Regions from separate parts of the Homo sapiens genome. Here region 2 is linked to region 1. The links are chromatin contacts, found by Hi-C in ENCODE. All regions are on one chromosome and are shown on one strand. The core of a region is the stretch at or near the end of the contact, and the rest is flanking DNA. Distances in the headings are between cores, read along the strand shown. Region 1 overlaps EPS15-AS1 (EPS15 antisense RNA 1). Region 2 overlaps TTC39A (tetratricopeptide repeat domain 39A).

Evidence for each region. Hi-C counts contacts between places; a loop is a spot of excess contacts on that map. Pooled maps may share reads with other maps.
Region 2: a loop to region 1 is called in a pooled map, with 3 times the contacts of the local background. The contact joins two enhancer-like sites. A Hi-C loop is called at or near these places in 12 of 168 maps with a recorded cell type or tissue (CD4-positive, alpha-beta memory T cell, GM12878, MCF 10A and 8 more) and 22 of 50 pooled maps.

Annotation. Positions count from the first base shown.
Region 1 is chr1:51,531,765-51,537,398 of GRCh38, reverse strand. All of the region lies in intron 1 of EPS15-AS1 (EPS15 antisense RNA 1), which reads right to left. It also overlaps a transcript of OSBPL9 not described here. Among named protein-coding and RNA genes, the nearest start is that of EPS15, 15 kb to the right of the region's middle. Within about 2 kb of position 2,187, at least 6 of the 41 ENCODE cell types and tissues checked have a DNase peak (open chromatin) inside an H3K27ac peak, as active enhancers do; they include GM12878, where a contact is called at or near this core.
Region 2 is chr1:51,282,040-51,287,673 of GRCh38, reverse strand. It overlaps TTC39A (tetratricopeptide repeat domain 39A), which reads left to right. Exons shown (of 18, transcript NM_001297663.2): 18 at 1-416. Among named protein-coding and RNA genes, the nearest start is that of TTC39A-AS1, 45 kb to the left of the region's middle. Within about 2 kb of position 2,878, at least 2 of the 41 ENCODE cell types and tissues checked have a DNase peak (open chromatin) inside an H3K27ac peak, as active enhancers do; they include GM12878, where a contact is called at or near this core.

The DNA.
Region 1 (5,634 bases), core at 938-3,437:
TGGCTGATTTTCAGGACTAGGCAGTGAAAGTACAAGATAAGCCTGGAACATCTTATTATGCCAGAAAGCAAGGAGGTGTTAAAAAAAAGTGATGAAGACATGTCAAAAGGACACAGGAGCTAGTTTGAAGAGGCTCTCATTGGCCAAACCTGGGACAAGTTGAACATTTAAAAAATAATAAGGGTAATGTTTATAACTCATTAAATAAATTAAGAATACATTAGTTTATACTCATGATAATAATTAGAGAGAAGGAAACCTTCTTGCTTACAGTAGAATGCCAACTAAAAAATGTAGATGGAATGATAGAAGTAGAAAATCACCAGTTTGCAACTATCACAGTAATTGATTCAGACAAGAATTATCAATGAGTGTTGAAACCATTGGGCAAAAGTTTGAAGAGGAACAGGATATTTACATAGTTTCAAAGTCCCTCTCTACAGATTACCATTACTTACACAGGAAAAAATACTCTACAGTGAAGAAATCTGGTAGATACCACCTTAATCCGCTGATCAAAGTGAACACCATCAATAATGGGACCAAGTGACACCACGTTTCTCCCCATATGATGCACTGAGAAGGACACAACATCATATAACTAGGATTTCTTCCTGGAAAAATATGTAAATCCCTTCATGAGAAAACATGAGACAAAGCCAAACAGGGGGAGACACTACAGAACACCTGGCCAGTACTCTTTAAAAATGTGAATATCGTGAATAATAGTGAAAGACTGGGGAACTATTCTAGATTAAAGGACACTAAAGAGTTATAACAGGCTAGGTGTGGTGGCTCACACCTGAAATTCCAGCACTTTGGGAAGCAGAGACAGGAAGATCACTTTGAGGCTGAGAATTATAGGCCAGTCTGGGCAACATAACGAGACCCCACCTCTACAAAAATAATTTTTTAAAAAATTAGCCAGGCATAGTGGTGCGTGCCTGCGGTACTAGCTAGCTAGTCTGGAAGCAGGGGTGGGAGGATCGCTTGAGCCCAGGAATTCAAGGTTGTAAGTGAGCTGTAATTGAACCACTGCCCTCCAGCCTGGGTGACAGAGCGCGATCCTGTTTCTAAAAAATAATAATTAAAAGAAAAAAAACCTTTTTAAAAGTCATGACAGTTAAGTATAATGCATTACCTGGATCAGGCACTGGATCAGAACCTGATGGGGGAAAATACTGCTATATAGGACATTATCAGGCCAATTAGTGAAATTTGAGTATGGACTGTATATAAGCACTATGTCAATTTAAAATTTCTGGATTTGATTGTCATACTGAGTGGGTATGTAGGTATATAAGAGAATGTCCTTTTCTCAGAAAATACACATTGAAATATTTAAGGTATTAGGGGTAACTACTGCAATTCAAATGGCTCAGGAAAAAATATACATATCCATGTATATGCATGTAGGCATATGCCCACACATGAGAACTTCTGGGGCATCTGGGAATTCTTTGTAATATTTCTGCAGCTCTTCTGCAAGTTTGAGATTATTTCAAAGTAAAAAGTTAAAAAATAAAGTGTAAAGGTGGGCACGGTGGTTCATGCCTGTAATCCCAGCACTTTGGTAGACAAGGGCGGCGGGGTGGGGGGTTAACATTTGAGGTCAAGAGTTCGAGACCAGCCTGGCCAACATGGTGAAACTCTGTCTCTACTAAAAATATAAAAATTAGCCAGGTGTGGTGGCATCCTCCTATAGTCCCAGCTACTTGGGAGGCTGAGGCAGGAGAATCACTTGAACCCATAGGCAGAGGCTGAAATGAGCCAACATCAGCCCAATGCACTCCAGCCTGGGCGACAGAGTGAGATTATTATTTTGTTTTTAAAAAAAAATAAAAAGTAATAATAATAATAAAGCATAGATGAAGAAATAGAAACAGTATGGAGATAACTCTTTAGAAAATTTCACTGTGAATGGGAGCAGAGAAATGGAGCCAAAAATAGAGTCAGGGTCATAAGATAGCTCTTTAAAGACAGAAGAAACTAGGTTTGTTCACTGATCAGAGAACCAAGGTGGACTTCAGTCTCTCCCTTTCAAGACGAGGGGCTTAGATCAGACATCCTGTAAGGGCCTTTCCACCTCAGGCCCTTTGTGACTCTATGACTCTCCTACCCTCTCCTAGATGCCTAGAGTTCTTCTGAAAACATGTTTTATTCCTTAAACTGCAACCAGGAAAAGACATTTGGGCCACCACCACTTGAGGGCAGTAGAAAATGATGCTGCACGCAATTTGGTGGTTTTATTGTTTTGGCTGCTGGAAGAAAACAAAGGCCTTCACATGATTTACCCTCAAATGTCTTAGGGCAAATAAAGGTCCCGTGAACACACCACTTTTTCCAAATGTTTTAAACAAGAAAAGCCCAAGATAAGTTATAACAGGGGGTTGAGGAGTAAGAGGGTGAGAGGGTCTCACATCTTGAAAAAAGCTGGCACATACTGTAAGTTTAATAAAGAATAACTGATAACAGAAAAATTAGAGCCTGTCAGAATTGAAAGGGATCCTAGAGGAGGATGAATAGAGCCCCTTCGTTTTATAGGCAGGACCCTGGGTCCAGAGGAGAGAAGGGGCTTGCCCAAAGACACAGTGACATGGTAGAGAAATTAATGGTTTCAATACTTATCTGGCTAGCCTGTGAAGAGAGAGATTCTGATATTTTCAAATGACATAATAAACGTCACTTGCAAAAAGCGTGGCCCCATCACTGGTATTGGTACTGAGTTCTGAAAACACTGTGACAACACAGTTGTGAGGCTGTGTCTCTTGTGGCTTCCTCTCCCTGGGAGGATCTGACTGTTCACCTTTAATTCTTATCCACTTCAACGGGTCTGAATGCCCTGGACAGCATAGTTCTGATCCTATCCAACCCACTCCTCACCCCTTTCTGAGAGGAGCTTCAGACTGCTGAGGGATCTTAGACTTTCCTACCAACATCAGGGGATGAAGTTGAAGGCCATTTGGAAAAAAAAGTGAATGAGCATGTGACAGAACATTATTTGGAAAGAAACAACATTATCATTGCCATAGAGGGGAGATGATCTTAAAAAGACAATCAGAAAATCCAAAGCATAAAACTTCCCTAATATGACTTAAGGACATGATGGAGAATAAAATTACTAGACTGTTCAAAACAAAAAAACCAGTATGACTTCATAACATGATAAACAGCTGGGAGCATTTTTTTTTTTTTGAGATGTAGTCTCACTCTATCGCCCAGGCTGGAGTGCAGTGGCACGATCTCAGCTCACTGCAAACTCCTCCTCCCGGGTTCAAGTGATTCTTGTGCCTCAGCCTCCTGAGTAGCTGGGACTACAGCATGTGCCACCACTCCCCGCTAGTTTTTATATTTTTAGTAGAGATGGGGTTTCACCATGTTGGTCAGGCTAGTCTCGAACTCCTGACCTCATGATCCACCTGCCTCGGCCTCCCAAAGTGCTGGGATTACACGTGTGAGCCACTGCGCCCAGTCAGCATCAATTATTTAGAATAATAACCTCTAACCCCTAACCTCAGTATTATCTATTCCTCTGCAAAAAAAAAAAAAAAAAGAAAGAAAAAAGAAAAAACAAAAGAAAAAAAAATGCCCAGGCATTAGCCTGGCATTCAAAAATCCCTTGCCTGTTCCAGATAATTTTCTAGTCTCATGTCCTGCCATAGCTCCCACCCTGCACTCCAACCTCTGTTTTCTGAGCACTCATTGCAATGGTGTAACTGTGAACATTTATTCAGGCCATGTGCTGCATTTGCTCCATTTTGAGGCTCGATTCAAATGCCACCTGCTTTGGAGGCTTTCCTTGATCTGACCCTTACGTTTACTCGCAGATTCCTTTTGACTCCCACAGCCATTTCATCTACTTCCCTCTTTTTTTTTCTTTTCTTTCTCTTTCTTTCTTTTTTTTTTTTTTTTTGAGACAGAGTCTTGCTCTGTTGCCCAGGCTGGAGTGCAGTGGTGCAATTTCCACTCACCGAAACCTCCGCCTCCTGGATTCAAGTGATTCTCCTGCCTCAGCCTCCAGAGTAGCTGGGACTACAGGCATGCACCACCACGACCAGCTAATTTTTTGTATTTTTTTTAGTAGAGATGGGGTTTCACCATGTTGCCCAGGCTGGTCTCGAACTCCTGAGCTCAGCCAATCCACCCACCTCAGCCTTCCAAAGTACAAGGATTACAGGCGTGAGCCACTACACCCAGCAGCATGTACTTCTCTTTAATATTTATTTCATTCTGTCTTGTCTTTCCCATCACAGAGTGAGCACTTAGAGGGCATGAACTGGGTCTTAATACTATGATTTTTTTAGAGGTTGCTTCCAGTTATTAATAAATATCTACCATTTATTAATTACCAATTAATAATTACCAATTATTACCAATTACCAATTAATTACCAATTACCATTTAATTACCAATTACCATTTAATAATTACCAATTATTAATAATAATCTAACAATAATTTTACTTATCTTTCTAAATCTCCTGTTTCTCAGCTCACTCCTTCCAACACCCTGACTCCAACACTTCTCTGATCCCTTCCTGGGCCTTATAATCCAGTGATCCTAATATCTCTTCACCATTCCTCAACTATCTTGTGTCCTCACTTCCCTTTTTACCCACCTAAATTCCAAGGTCCAATGTTAAAATCACTCCCTTGATAGGTCCTCTTCTCTCTTGCCTCCTCTTGCATTCTCATTTTGCTTCACAAGATCCCTACCCTGCACAATCTAACTCTACCTACTCTCTGCCTTTGGGAAAGTGGATGAAGAAAAACCCACAACTGTGTCAACTGGACTCTTAAAATTCATCGCCACTGACCTCAAGTGGGCTTTTAGTGCTACCTGGGAATCATACTACATTTTCAAGTCCATCCACTTTTCCTAAATGCTTATTTCGTAACTTTTTTCAAACTTTTCATATCCTCTCCTTTTTCCTCCCTCTCAGCAGATAACCCATCCACCTGCATCCATGCCCACATACTCAGCCCTCTTCGGTATTCTCAAAGCCAATTCTTTCCCCTGCACTCCAGCAATTCCCTCTCTTGCTTGTATCATCAGTGATTCCTCTTCTACCAGATCATTCCGTTCACTTTCTAAAAAATGCTGCATTATTGCTCACCTTAAGAAAAGAAACCTCTCTTGACTCTGTATCCCTTACTAGGTATTCACACCATTTCTCTGCTCTTCATTTCAGCTAGACATTTCTAGAGAATTATCTGTTTTTCTTGACTCCAAGTCCTCTCTTTTCATTCTCTCCCGAGCCTCCTCTAATTATACTTTTCTTTCACCTTCCCCTGAAACGATTACCAAGGTCACCAAAGACTTCCACATTGCTAACTCTGGATATTAATTGCAATCCTCATCTAACTAGCTCTTTGATAAGATTTGACATGCTTTCTCACTCCTTCCTTCCTTGCTCCTTCCTGAAACACATTGCTCATTTGGCTCAAGGACAGACATCATACTCTCCTGGTTTTCCTCTAAGCTCAGCTGCTCTTTCTTTGGTCTCCTTTACTAGTTCCTCTTCATTTCCCTGAGTCCTAACATTGGAGTGGCCCAGGGCTTGGTAGTTGGACTTCTTGGGTTTTATTATAGACACTTGGACAGTCTCACCCAACCTCATGGCTTTAAATGCCT
Region 2 (5,634 bases), core at 1,629-4,128, 250 kb after region 1:
GGAATGCCTGGGAGAGGCTAAGCCTCAGGCTTCAATGCTTCTGGGGTTGGGCATGAGGATGTACACAGACACCCACTACCTTACTACTCACACTTCATTTCACTCCTTTTGTAAATTTCCAATTTAAAAATCAAGCACGTCTTTTTAGTGAGATAAAATCTGAGCTCTTCTGTAGAAAAATCAATCTCTACCAGTAGAAAATGCCAGGGCTTGATGGAAGAGCTGTGTAGCCCTTTCTATGCCAAAGCCAGGAAATTTGGGGGGCAGGAGGAGGTTCTCAGAATCCAGTCTGTATCTTTGCTGTATGCCAAACTGAAACCACTGGGAATAATTTATGAAACATAAAAATCTTCTGTACTTCACTCCAAGGTACATTTGCTTACTGACAGCATTTTTGTTAAAACTGTTATTCTTGACCTGTTGTGTATGCGTTAGATTCTTCAGTTAAGAGAAAAGAGATATTTAAGTGATAAAATTTATGCCCTTAAGGGATCGTGCATCATGTATTTCAATAAAATATGTGTTGCATGAATCCTTAGGCCAGGCAGAAAGTCTTGATCAGAAGCCACACGGCCTATGTATGTTTTATTTAGACCACACAATGTTTTAAACTTTTTGAATAAGTTACCAGCATTCACAAATGGGGAGATTTTACAGATGAATCTGGTTCCTGGCCTGTAATTTAAAAACAAACAAACAAAAATGGCAACATTGAGCCTCATTCCCATGAGGCAACAATCAGCTAGAGCTAAGTCCAGGCTACTTTAAACACTTCTGTTACCTTTCTGGCCCCTAAAAGCATCTGAATTTGCAACCTCTAGGATTGTTAAAGTGAGAACTCAGGTTCAATGACCAACACCAGGTTTTACTCTTCACTTTCTGATGTCAGCACACTTCAACCTAACCATTTCCCCGTAGGGAAAATCATGCACACAGTAAAAATATTCATCTGTGAAAACGTTACTCCCCAAATGCATGAATGCAGTTTCTACGAGAGAAGAACCAGTTAAACTTTCCAATCTTCTAGGATTGCTGTATTTAACAAACACGAGTATCTGCCAAGGGTCTGGGTTAATATATAAAGATCCAGTCGGTCGGGCACGATGGCTCACGCCTGTAATCCCAGCACTTTGGGAGGTTGAGGTGGGTGGATCATGAGGTCAGGAGATCGAGACCATCCTGACCAATATGGTGAAACCTCGTCTCTACTAAAAATTAAAAAATTAGCTGGGCGTGGTGGCGCATGCCTGTAGTCCCAGCTACTTGGGCAGGAGAATCGCTTGAACCCAGTAGGCAGAGGTTGCAGTGAGCTGAGATCGTGTCATTGTACTCCAGCCTGGCGACAGAGGGAGACTCCATCTCAAAAAAAAAAAAAAAAGATCCAGTTGACCAGCCTCCTATGGGTGACATCGAATGAAGTAATGGGTTTTAGGCAAAATATATTATTAGGAAAAAAAGCAAAAAAACCCTCACCCAAGATTATCTTTTCCAATGAGTATTGTCAGAGTAGAAATGCTATGAAAAAAAAATCTCTCATATTATTAGAATGAAACAAAAGAATGTCCTCCATAGAGAGTAATCCCTTTGCAAGCTATCTCTTCTCCAAAGCCTGGATGCTGGGAGACCAACCTGTTTCTAGGCTCCTGGACAGGACAGGGTGAGCGGGTAGAGACAGGCTGCAGGAGGACAGGCCTCCATGGCTTCCCCACATGTTGGAATGTTGCCTGCTGCTGTATCAAAGCAGCACTACTCACAGGACACCAAACACATACTTTGGAAAATTGCAGTTTACAAAAAAACTCATTTCGGGTGCTTTTTTTTTTTTTTTTTTTTTTGAGACAGTCTCGCTATGTCACCAGGCTGGAGTGCAGTGGCGCGATCTCAGCTCACTGCAACCTCTGCCTCCCGGGTTCAAGCAATTCTCCTGCCTCAGCCTCCTGAGTAGCTGGGATTACAGGCATGCGCCACCATGCCCAGCTAATTTTTGTATTTTTAGTAGAGATGGGGTTTCACCATGTTGGCCAGGATGGTCTCGATCTCCTGACCTCGTGATCCACCTGCCTTGGCCTTCCAAAGTGCTGGGATTACAGGCATGAGCCACCACGCCCGGCCACGGGTGCTTTCATTTTAAAATTTGGTCAAGATGATTTCCTCGTCAACATTTGCTGTTTATTTCCTCCTGGGCTTTGTTAATTAATCCTATGTCACTTTTACCTCTGCTGCCCTGATAAGATAAATCAGTGGGTTTTGCCTCCTGTACCCCACCTGCAAATTCTGAGATAATCTATCAAATATATACATATACATACATATGTGAAGGACAATGAAAACACTGGGTTTCTAACATCACCACATCCTTATGCAAGGGCGTTTTCAAGAAAGTGAAAATTCTGTCATAGGCTCTCAATGTCTTATTTGAGTCATCTGTGGTCACTGCTTCTCTAATAGTGCAGACCTTCCCAGCACATCTGCCATGGAGAGGCCACAGATCAGGTGGAAGGTTTGAGCCTGGAAATAAGGAGACCTGAATTCCAGTCCTGACTTTGCTACTGATTTTCAAAGTAACCTTGGGAAAGTCACAGATCCTCTAAAAATGAGCAATTTGGACAAGATTAAGGCTCTTTCCTGCCTTCTACAGTTTCTTTATGGGTTTTCATCTGCAAAATGAGGCAACAGATACACTTCCCTACCTTTCTGCCAAAGCCTTGTGTCCCTAAGCAATTCAACCAGAAATAATAGACTTCTTAGGGGCTCTACAGTAGCCAGAACACCCAGAGAGCAAGTAATCCTCATTTAGAGAAAGTCTAAATCCTGTGCCCCAAGATGAATTCAGTTGTTAGGGAAGTAGCAATGATGTAACATGATCTGAACAGGTCCTTGGCAACAGAAAGTCTACCTCAGCCTCTCACTGATCACAGGCCCTCAGAATGGCAGAGTGGCTTCTAGCAGTGTGCTGGGCCCTCAGCTCTCCCATGGGTTGGCAGGTTGCCCTATTCCTTATCTCTTGAGCCAGAATGGGAGTGTTTCCAAGACAGTTATCATTCACAGCAGAAAGCCACAACCTGACATCAAAGCCAGGATCCTAAAAGGCCAACACCAACTCAAGATTTGGCTGAGGTCCAGGTGGGAGATTCCCAAGTGAAGAATGGCACCAAGAGGTTTTAAGAAAGCCCCAGTGTGCTGAGTACTAGAACCATTCAAGGAATCAAATCCAGACCCTTTCCTCTGGAGTTACTCCCAAGATCATTTCTTCTAAGATGATGGGAGTCAACAGTCTTTTCCTTGTTTACTTCAAATTTAAAGCCTAACAGTGCCTTCTCAACATCCTCAGCATCATCACACTAATTCAGTAATAAATGAGAGGTGTCTGGATTCTGCAATCCAAGCAGCAAATGGGAACTTCTCACGCCCACCCTCAGATGCAGCCTTCCAAGGTCGGAAAGTGCCTTCTGCTCGGGTTAGCACGGCTCCTTTGAATTCCAGTGCAAAGTTCATTACTGATTAATAGGCTAGGTCCACAAACAAGAAACCTCATTTGGGGACTCGAAAACTCCATCTCTAAATGAGTAATCTATGACTGCTTCCACTGTATAAAGTCAACTGTTAAGTGACAAAATAAGAATAGAGCCCTTTGGGAAGACATAGAATGAACTATTGAAGGTCTCTATGGACTGTTAAAAGTTCATGTTTGGCTGGGCGTGGTGGTTCACGCCTGTAATCCCAGCACTTTGGGACGCCGAGGCAGGTGGATCACAAGGTCAGGAGATTGAGACCATCCTGGCCAACATGGTGAAACTCGGTCTCTACTACAAATACAAAAATTAAGTGGGCGTGGTGGCAGGCACCTGTAGTCCCTGCTACTCAGGAGGCTGAGGCAGAATTGCTTGAACCCGGTTGGTGGAGCTTGCAGTGAGCCGAGATCGCGCCTCTGCACTCCAGCCTGGGTGACAGAGCGAGACTCTGTCTAAAAAAGAAAAAAAAGTGGATGTTTAATCAGAGACATCACAGCTAATGTCTCACAAATGACTAGATCAGGTTTGTTTTTCTTCCTCCACATTAAACACTCCAGAACATCAGACACCAATATGCTCTGGGGAAAAGAATAAAAGCTAGTATTTATTAAATACTCATTATGTGCCAGTTGCTATTCTAAGTACTTTACATTTATTTAATCCTCATAATATTTACATAATCCTATGAAGTGGGGCCATTGTCATTTTGCAGATGGCAAAACTGAGGCACAGGTAAATAAGTTGCCTAAGATCACACAACGATTATGCAGCAGTAAGATTTGAAGACAGGCTGCTGAACTCTAAAGCCTGTACTTTGCTACACTGTTGGTCAAGCTGTAAAATCCTGTGTAAAGTTAGACCCAGCTTATACTGACTCTTGGGCCACTGTGAAAATGGAAGAAGTACTGACTAATAGCTCAACCGCTGGAGATGCTTGGCTGCAAACACATGGAGCATGTCTTTGTGGCATGGCTCCCTTTGGCACTTGGCATCATGAAGTAGGGAGAGGGCCTAACTTGCAAAAAGCCAAAAGAAAAGCAATCCTTAAACAACAGTATTTGCTCAGAAAATCATCGAGGGATGATGGAGGAAAAGGCATGATCCAATCCCCACTCAGGTAGAGTTCCAGTCAACTACTCCAGAGATGGGAAGTGAAGCCTGCACTGAGGCTTGATGCATAGCAAGTCATGTGCTAGAAGGGGCTTGGTATAAGACAATAAGAAAGAGGATCACTGGCAAACTGGGAAGCATATGATGCCAAAGGCACTAAAAACTGTTTTATAGTTTAAGCACTTATGAGTGCTTGGCTAAGCACATCACATTTGTGGGTCAAAGTGGCCCACGGGCCACAGCTTTGTCCTCCTGGTACTGAGATGACTTCCTACAGTTCTCTGGAAAAGAGGTTGTGAGCAAATTCACAGTATGAGAAAGCCTGGTTTACTAAAAATATCCAGCCTTTGTTTTTTTTTTTTTTTTTTTTTTTGAGACTGAGTTTCGCTCTTGTTGCCCAGGCTGGAGTGCAATGCCGTGATCTCGGCTCACCGCAACCTCTCTGCCTCCAGGGTTCAGGTGATTTTCCTGCCTCAGCCTCCCGAGTAGCTGGGATTATAGGCATGTGCCACCACCCCCGGCTACTTTTGTATTTTTAGCAGAGACGGGGTTTCTCCATGTCGGTCAGGCTGATCTCAAACTCCCAACCTCAGGTGATCTTCCCACCTCAGCCTCTCAGAGTGCTGGGATTACAGGCCTGAGCCACCACGCCCGGCCTACTCAACTTTTAAGTTCGATTAATTACATGGGGTAGTGGATAAAAGCACAGTATATTCAACTTAATCAAACTACTTCACCCTATTTAGAGAATCAGTTTACTCTTAGGCAAAATGGGGTTTAATGCCAACTGCTTTACAAGGGTTGTTGAGGATAAAGAGCAAGCATGTAAATAAATAGCCTAGTATGGCCCCGAGTATACCATATTCAGGTAAATTTATTGGCTTACTTCTACTGTGCGAAGGCAGTGGTGGATTTGGCCTGACGGATGACTGAATCGGGGGCGCTAGTGCCACAATTAAGCTTTCTTTATCTCTTGGCTTTTGCCCCTGTGTTAGATTCTTTTGATCTGGCT